Regions from separate parts of the Homo sapiens genome. Here region 2 is linked to region 1. Evidence: read pairs that join two places in POLR2A ChIA-PET (ENCODE). Cell type or tissue: Panc1. All regions are shown on one strand. Each heading gives the region's core, and the rest is flanking DNA. Links, peaks and the distances in the headings are about the cores only. Region 1 has its middle 18 kb from the start of CABP7-DT. Region 2 has its middle 5.6 kb from the start of NIPSNAP1.

The links. ChIA-PET counts read pairs that join two places held together with the same protein. Peaks named below come from ENCODE experiments on the same cell type or tissue, not always from the same donor. Only the 100,000 strongest peaks of a DNase experiment are listed, where the experiment ranks them.
Region 2: POLR2A ChIA-PET joins it to region 1 with 6 read pairs; 5 of 35 experiments call an interaction of 5 or more read pairs at or near these places.

Annotation. Positions count from the first base shown.
Region 1 is chr22:29,699,570-29,703,908 of GRCh38, forward strand. No RefSeq gene overlaps it. Among named protein-coding and RNA genes, the nearest start is that of CABP7-DT, 18 kb to the right of the region's middle. In Panc1, for the core only: no CTCF peak of the experiment used is centred there; a DNase peak (open chromatin) is centred at 1,865; H3K27ac peaks cover 675 bases.
Region 2 is chr22:29,584,515-29,588,836 of GRCh38, forward strand. No RefSeq gene overlaps it. Among named protein-coding and RNA genes, the nearest start is that of NIPSNAP1, 5.6 kb to the left of the region's middle. In Panc1, for the core only: no CTCF peak of the experiment used is centred there; no DNase peak of the experiment used is centred there; H3K27ac peaks cover 948 bases.

The DNA.
Region 1 (4,339 bases), core at 1-4,000:
ACCTGCCACCATGCCAAGCTAATTTTTTTGTATTTTTAGTAGAGACGGGGTTTCACCATGTTGGCCAGGCTGGTCTCGAACTCCTGACCTCAAGCAATCTGCCCGCCTCGGCCTCCCAAAGTGCTGGGATTACAGGCGTGAGCCACCGTGTCCGGCAAGAATATGAAAAGTTTTAACAATTTGTTGTTAGCTTTGAATATATAGAATTGGTCAACCTGGGCCACATAGAGAGACCCCGTGTCTACAAAAAAATTTAAAAATTAGCCAGGTGTGGCTGCACCTATAGGCCCAGCTTTTTGGGAGGCTGAGGTGGGAAGATCACTTAAACCTGGGAGTGTGAGGCTGTAGTGAGTCAAGATCATGCCACTACCCTCCAGCCTGGGTAACAGCGAGACTGTCTCAAAAAAAAAAAAAAGTGACAGAGTGAGACCATCTCAAAAAAAAAAGGTAACTAATTAGACTTTTTATTAGATGAATAATATAAACTCATTTTGCAAATGTAGATTGTTATTTTTAGTAATTGGAAGCAGTTTGATTTCCTCCGTAGTCTAAGCCAAAGAAAGCACTTTGAAAAATATTGGTCATTTAAAGCCGTCCAGGCAATATTTTTACCTAACCTTTCTATTAAAGACAACCCGACGCCCCCCCACCCCCACCAAAATAGTAAATGGGACCTGAGGTCAGAGGTCCCCGCTAAGTAGAGTTAGAATTACTAATACCAGAGTTCCAATGACTGATTCTAATGGTATTTTGGTATCGAGGAGATCAGTTGAATTCTTTGCTGTTTTTTCTAGTCTGTAGTGACCCTGCTGTAAATGCAAAGCGGGGGGGCCAGACCTCAGTGCTTCACTGTGGCATTTGCCGCCAGTCCCATCGGAGCCCCAAGTGGCTCATTCTGGCCTCCCTGCTAGCACTTCATTCTTTGCCTTTGGTCCTCGCCTGAGTGGGGAGTTCCTGACAGCTGTTCCCCAGGGCTGCCTACCCCAGAAGCCTTCGTGTGGCAGAGAGGATAAGGAGCCACCCACATATAATGAAGAGTTGGCAGTGAAACTCTGGGGGGAAAGGTATTGGCGAGAAGACTGCTGTGACTGTATCTAGTCCAATTTCTTAGCCGTCTGGGGAAGAGAAAGTCGGGCACCCGCATGTTCTCCGTCTCCCTTTCAGACAGCCCAGGCAGCGTCATCTCCAGCAGAGAGAGGGAGGCCAAGGGCTCCTCTCCCCCTCCCCTGCCAGGCCGTGTGGGGCTCCCTGGCAGCCTGTCATTACTGCATTATGGCAGGATCCTAGCCACAGCCCCAGCTCCGGTAGGGAGACCGCAGCTCGCTTCCAGAGAGATGGCTCTGGACCTCTGCGCCGTGATGGGAGCACCTGGGGAAAATTACAGGGCCGTTAATCTGCCCAGCAAGGACTCGAGCTGACTCGGAGAGGAACCCCCGCCGTGTCCTCTCCTGGTTTCCACTTGATGCCCATTTCTCACCAACTTGGCCCCAGAATAGCACCTGGCATTTTGCCTCTGAGCTGAAATCAAGACTTCTCTTGAAGGGCTCCGCAGTGGGAGCAGCCAGAGGCATCTCGCCCCTCCCCTAAGCCACACTTGCCCAGGGCAGAGAGGTGGAGGGCACCTGGCTCTTCCTTCCCCACAAGGGCCAGACCTTCCACCCCCTGTGAAGACAGTTGACAGTGAGGCCTCTGGGTACCCGGGGGATGTTGTCAGGATAACGTGAAAAACAGGAACAAAATGCACTCAGGTTTCTAAGAAAAGGGGTGTGGACCTGTCGCAGTGTTACCGTAACTTACAAGTAATAGACGCAGCTGGCCTGAAGAAAGGTGAAATCTCTACCATTAGCTGCAGGGGGAGCTGGGGAAACGGCACAGCTGAGAGGCTAAGAGCCCTCCCTGCCTCAGAACACAGACAAACCTGCGTTCCTGCTAGGCCACTGACCAGCCATGTGAGCCTACGTAAATTGTCCAGTCTATTGGGCACTGCAGTTTTCTTCACCTGTAAAATGGGAATTTTATAGGGTTTTGTGGGGATTACGAATGCCCAGAAAGCTCTAAGCACCTTGCCTAGATGTGAGTCACCACTTGGTACACGGTGGCTTTTTTTCTGATACTTCTTTTGGGGGCAGAGGGCAAGAGGAAGCAAAGGAAAGAGCCATAGTGACTCAGGGGATGTCACAGCTCAGAGGGATCAGGCCCACTCACGGCTCCCCTGTGGCCTCCATCCCCTCCACCTGCACCCTGAGCTTAATGAGCCTGCAGCTGGTCTGTTTGTCCAAGCCCATGTTTGCCCAGTGCCAGCTGCAAAGCCCGGGAAATGATAGATAACTCCGGGCTGGAGCTGCCTGCGAAGGATGTTCTCATTTTGTCCCATTAATACTGGCTGCTCAGGTCAATAATTGACTGGAGGCTCAGGGTGGGAGAGAACCAGGTGGGCCACACTGTGCACATGAGCTCTTCCCTGAGCCTGTGAGTACCTGGGCTGTAAAAACCCAACTGCAGACGCCAGGGAGGCACGGGAGTGACCTAATTTTCTCTTATCAGGCATAAGGAAGAAGTCCCATGGAGCCTTGCCCATTTCTGATATAAATAATGTCATTCCCCATCTGCCTGCTCAGGGAGGAAGGGGCAGCCTTTGATCTGAAGGAATTAAGTCGGTAAACAAAGCAAAGAAGGCTGCTGAGGTGTCCCAGGCAGGCACCTGCTGTGCCATTTACCCTGAGAGAGAGAGAGAGGAGTTAAATTTGGAGGAGTGGAGTGGACCGACAGGGACAGCCCAGCCTCAGGCCGGCCCTCCCCGGATCTCTGAAGTCTCCCTTTATCCCCAGCTGAGCCAGGCAGCGCCTCCCCAGGAACCCTGGCACACCCCTGCTGTGGCAAGCTGCGCATGGTGTCTCCATCCTCCCCAGCAGGGGCCCTCCTTGGGCCCTGGGGATTTTCAGCAGAGGATAATTCCCAGGGAATATATCTGAGAAAGTCAAGTGCTCTGGGATGAGCAGATTAGCCTGGAGCCCGGGGCTGGAGAGGAGCTCCACTCTGGGAGGACAGGGCCCTGTCTGTCCCAGCAGAAGGCAGCTCAATGGTCCAGCCTGCGCTTCAGGCCAGCTGGCTGTGGGCTCTGATCCCCTGCAGCTCTCCGCCTGTTGCTGTGTGGCCTTGAGTAAGTCCCTTCCACTCTCTGGGCTTCCATGCCTTGGCTATAGAAGGTCAGGTTTGGACCAGCAGAACTCGAGGCCCCCTTAGGTTCCAACTCCACAGACTGGTCCCCCGAGGTCCTCCAAGGCCATGTCAAGCCAGCTTCACCTTCCAAGGAGCCAAAATGGGAGTGACTGGCCCAGGATACCGCAGGAGTGGCTATGGCTACAGCCATGGCCGGGAGCCGGAGTGGAACCAGGTGCCCTGCAGGGACCCCAGCCTGGGGCCTGTGTTAGAGCTCCCACCACATCCCTCCTTTCTCTTGGACCCACTATCCTCTGGCACAAATTCGGGAGGGGCCACCATGCTGCCAGCCCCCGAGCTCAAGTGAAAGGCAGCAGGCGCCAGGGCGGGGATTGGCATGGCCACTCTGGGTTTTCCTCTTGAGCAACCAGGCCCAGCGCCTGTCAGCCCGGGTGGCAGAGGGGGGTGGCAGGAGCCGCAGCGTCGGCCGGGCCTGCTGTGACAGTTGCTCTGCCCCGAAACCCATGGGACCTCCCTTCTTTGCCCACGCCTTCATCCTTCCCCCTCCTCACTCGCCAGCCTTCCGCACCCAGCCCGAGTTCCTGAGTTCCTGAGGCTGAATCTATTAAGTCCTTCATATTAACCAGCAAAGGGGGAAACAACCCTCTTTCATCTTAACTGGAGTGAATTTGCATTAACACCTGGGGAGTTTTGTTTGCCTTGAGAAGGCGCATTGCTATTCTGAGCCGCACATGCTGTGGGGTTAGTGCAGTATCCTATTCTTTTATTAATACGGCTTTCCTCTCCTCCCTCCTCTTTTCCCATGGAAGGGGGAGAGCGGCTGGGGATGCCAGGGCTCCCCACATCACGTAGGAAGGGCCCCTGGAAATGCCAAGTTGGGAGAGCAGCTCCCAGCTGGGGCAGATTCTTCCCCTCAGAAGGTGGTGGGGGCAGCTCCCAGCCCCAGTCCAGAGTCCCCTCCCTGCTGTGTCCAGTGCATGCTGTGTGTAGGGTGGAGAACCCTGCAAGGCAGGGCTCAGGGAAACACCCCACCCTCAGGAGCTCCTCAGGGCAGGGAAGGTATGGGGAGGGGGACACCAGGGGGCCAAGAGCTGTGGATACTCAAGGATGACCTCCACTGGGCTCAGGGGCCCCGTGAGGTCTCTCCCCCAGCGTTACA
Region 2 (4,322 bases), core at 323-4,322, 110 kb before region 1:
CCAGTCATGGTAGCCACACCTGTGGTCCCAGCTACTCTGGAGGCTGAAGTATGAGAATGGCTTGATCCCAGGAGGCAGAGGTTGCAGTGAGTGGAGATTGTGCCACTGCACTCCAGCCTGGGTGACAGCAATACTCTGTCTCAAAAAAAAAAAAAAAAAAAAAAAAATGAGGGGTGTGTGTTGAGGGCTCTTCCAGGAAGAAAGCACAGTTGAATATAATGAATGGGTGGAGATTATGTGATGGCAGCCTCTCATTCAGTACAGGAATAATTTTGTTTCTCTTTTTTTTTTTTTTTTTTTTGAGACAGGGTCTCACTCTGTCGCCCAGGCTGGAGTGCAATGGCGTGATCTCAGCTCACTGCAACCTCCACCTCCTAGGCTCAAGCGATTATCCTGCTTTAGCCTCCCGCATAGCTGGGATTACAGGCTTGCATTACCACATCCAGCTAATTTTTGTATTTTTAGTAGAGATGGGATTTCACCACATTGGCCAGGCCGGTCTTGAACTCCTGACCTCAAATGATCCACCCACCTCAGCCTCCCAAAGTGCTGGAATTACAAGTGTGAGCCACCGCACCTGGCTGGAATAATTTTCTAACAATGGAATGGGCTGCCTTGGTGGCATGTCATTGAATTGTGTCAACAGAGGCCGAGTAGCAGCACGTTGGCTATGTGGTAGAGGGCATTTGGCAGTCAGGCCACAGCAAGCTGGACCCAAGGACAGGGAGGAGCCGGCCTTGGTGGTTTAGGGTGAGAGGCTCTCACCAAAGCCTTGGCATTCCTGGCTGCCTCACACTGCCTCCCAGGTGAGGAGAATGAGGGAGGACTGACCTGCAGCCTCCTCCTGTGGGTCTTAGCATTTCTAAGAAGGGTTTTCCATCTCTGTCCAGCCAAATAGGGCAGGAGGGTGAAAAAAGGTGGTGCTGGGAGCATGCTTCCACCCCTGCCTGGGAGAGATGGGATATGGGCATCCCTCCCCAACCCACATGAACCACAGTGTGGCCGCTGACTAGAAGGGCAACCTCAAGGCCCCTACTCCCACCTCAGCTAGGGCAACCACATATCCCAGTTTATCCTGGACTTTCTCAGTTTTAGCACTGAAAGTCCTCCATCCCAGAAAACCCCTCAGTCCTGGACAAGCCAGAACCTTTGGTCACCCCAATTACGGCCCTAGTTCTCTCCCCAGGAGATATACCCACTCCATCCCAGAATCTTTTCCTTGCTTAACTAAATCTATTTACCCTCCTTTTTTTTTTTTTTTTTTTTTTTTTTGAGATGGAGTCTCGCTCTGTTGCCCAGGCTGGAGTGTAGTGGCGCAATCTCGGCTCACTGCAAGCTCTGCCTCCCAGGTTCAGGCCATTCTCCTACCTCAGCCTCCCGTCTAGCTGGGACTACAGGTGCCCACCACCACGCCCAGCTAATTTTTTTTTGTATTTTTAGTAGAGACGGGGTTTCACTGTGTTAGCCAGGATGGTCTCGATCTCCTGACCTCGTGATCCGCCCGCCTTGGCCTCCCAAAGTGCTGGGATTACAGGCGTGAGCCACCGTGCCTGGCCCTATTTACCCTCCTTGAAAGGGAGCTGGGGTCTGGGCGAGGTAGCTCACGCCTGTAATCCCAGCACTTTGGGAGGCCGAGGTGGGTGGATCACCTGAGGTCAGGAGTTCAAGGCCAGCCTGGCCAATGTGGTGAAACCTCATCTCTACCAAAAATACAAAAATTAGCCGGGTGTGGTGGCAGGTGCCTGTGGTCCCAGCTACTCGGGAGGCTGAGGCAGGATAATCAGTTGAACCTAGGAGGTGGAGGTTGCAATGAGCCAAGATCATGCCACTACACTCCAGCCTGGGCAACACAGCAAGACTCCGTGTCAAAAAAACAAAACAAAACAAAAAAACAAAAGAAAGAAAGACAGAAAGGAAAGGAAAAGGAAAAGGAAAGGAAGAAAGAGAGCAGGGATGGGGTCCAAGCTCAGTGGCTCACACATGTAATCGCAGCACACTGGGAGGCCCAGGCAGGAGGATTACTTGAGGCCAGGATTTCAAGACCAACCTGGGCAACATAGTGAGACCCTTGTCTCTACTAAAAATTTTTAAAAATGAACTGGGTATGGTAATGTGTGCCTGTAGTCCCAGCTATTCAGGAGGCTGAGGTGGGAGCACTGCTTGAGCCCAGGAGTTGGAGGCTGCAGTGAGCTATGGTCATGCCACTGCACTCCAGCCTGAACAACAGAACAAGACGTTCACTCTAAAAGAAAAGGGGTATGCCGGGCACGGTGGCTCACGCCTGTAATTCCAGCACTTTGGGAGGCCAAGGTGGGCAGATCACCTGAGGTCAGGAGTTCGAGACTAGCCTGACCAATGTGGAGAAACCCCGTCTCTACTAAAACTACAAAATTAGCTGGGCATGGTGGCACGTGCCTGTAATCCCAGCTACTCGAGAAGCTGAGGCAGGAGAATCGCTTGAACCTGGGAGGCGGAGGTTGTGGTGAGCCCAGAGTGCGCTATTGCACTCCGGCCTGGGCAACAAGAGCAAAACTCCATCTCAAAAAAAAAAAAAAAAGAAAAAGAAAAAAAAAGAGTGAGGGTGGAACTGGGCTCTCTTTGTGGCACTCAGTGACATACAATGCTGGTTAACTGGGCACCTGATGTGAACTGTCCTTACCCACAGACCATTCATTCTGTGTAGCAAACCAGTTGCTGTATTCTGGTCAGCAAACCAGTTAGGATAAAATTCCATCAATAGGCCGGGTGGGATAGCTCATGCCTGTAATCCCACTTTGGGAGGCCGAGGTGGGCAGATAGCTTTGAGCTCAGGAGTTCGAGACCAACCTGGGCAACATGACAAAACCCCATCTCTACAAAAAATGCAAACATTAACTGGGTGTGGTGGTGCACACCTGTAGTCCCAGCAATTCAGGAGGCTGAGGTGGGAGGATGGCTTGAATCCAGGAGGCGGAGGTTGCAGTAAGCCAATATCATATCACTGCACTCCAGCCTGGGTGACAGAGTCAGACCCTGTCTCCAAAAAAAAAAAAAAAAAAAAAATTCCACCAGTAAAAATGTGGCTGAGCACAGTAGCTCACACCTATAATCCCAGCACTTTGGGAAGCTGAGGCAGGAGGATCACTTGAGGCCAGAGTTTAAGACCAGCCTGGGTAACATAGGAAGACCCCATCTCTATAAAAATAATTTTAAAATATTAGCTGGTGGTGTGTGCCTGTAGTCCCAGCTACTCGGGAGGCTGAGGCCAGAGTATTGCCTAAGCCCAAGAAGTCAAGGCTTCAGTGAGCCATGATCATGCCATGCCACTCCAGCCTGGGCAACAGAGGGAGATCTTGTCTTTAAAAAAAAAAAAAAGAAAAAAAGAAAAATTCCACAAATAGAGATTTAGACAATTTCCAATTACTATGGAATAAATTACCCCAAATCTTAGCAGCTTGAAACAATCAGCATTTATGATCTCACACAGTTCCTGAGGGTCAGGAATTCTGGAGTGGGTGGTTAGCTGGGGCGGTTCCTTCTCTGGGGGTCTCACAAGGCTGTAATCAAGATATTGGCTTGGGTTAGTAGTCATCTGAAGACTTGACCAAGGCTGGAGAATCCCCTTCCACGGTGAGTCATTCACATGCCTGGCAAGTTAGCGCTGGTAGTTGGCAGGAGACCTCAGTTCCTTGCTACATGGGCTTCTCCAGAGGGCTGCTTGAGTGTCTTCACCACATGGCGGCTGGCTTCCCCCAGAGCAAGTGATCCAGTAAGGTGAAACCTTCAAGGACTTTTGTGATCTGACCTTGGAAGTCACACTGTCGTTTTTGTACATCCCATTGGTTGGACATGGAGCCCTCCTCTGCAGGAGTCAGGGTCTTGTTCTGTTGCCCAGGCTGGAGTGCAGTGGCACAATCATAGCTCACTGAAGTCTCCAACTCCTGGGCTCAAGCAGTCCCCCTGACTCAGCCTCCTGAGTCACTAGGACTGCAGGCATGCGCCATCCATGCTCAGAATATAAATATCAATACGTGAGCAGGGCTGCATGTCTAACCAATAGGTGTAAATATCAACATGCGAGAGTCACGTGGGACATCCTGGAGGCTGGCTAGCACAATTAGCTTTTGTACTAGGCCCAACTTAATTATTAGGGTTGGACTCAGTTCTTCAAGCTGTCTTCTACAAGGCCTCCCCAGAGTCCCCACTGTCCTCTGTCCTAGGATCTCTCTCTCTCTGAAGTTCCTTTCTGCCCACCACTATGTCTGTGACATCTTTTTCTCCTGAACATGTCTCCCACCCACCCCTCCTCTCCCTGCAGAGAGCCGACCCCTCCTCTCCTGCCC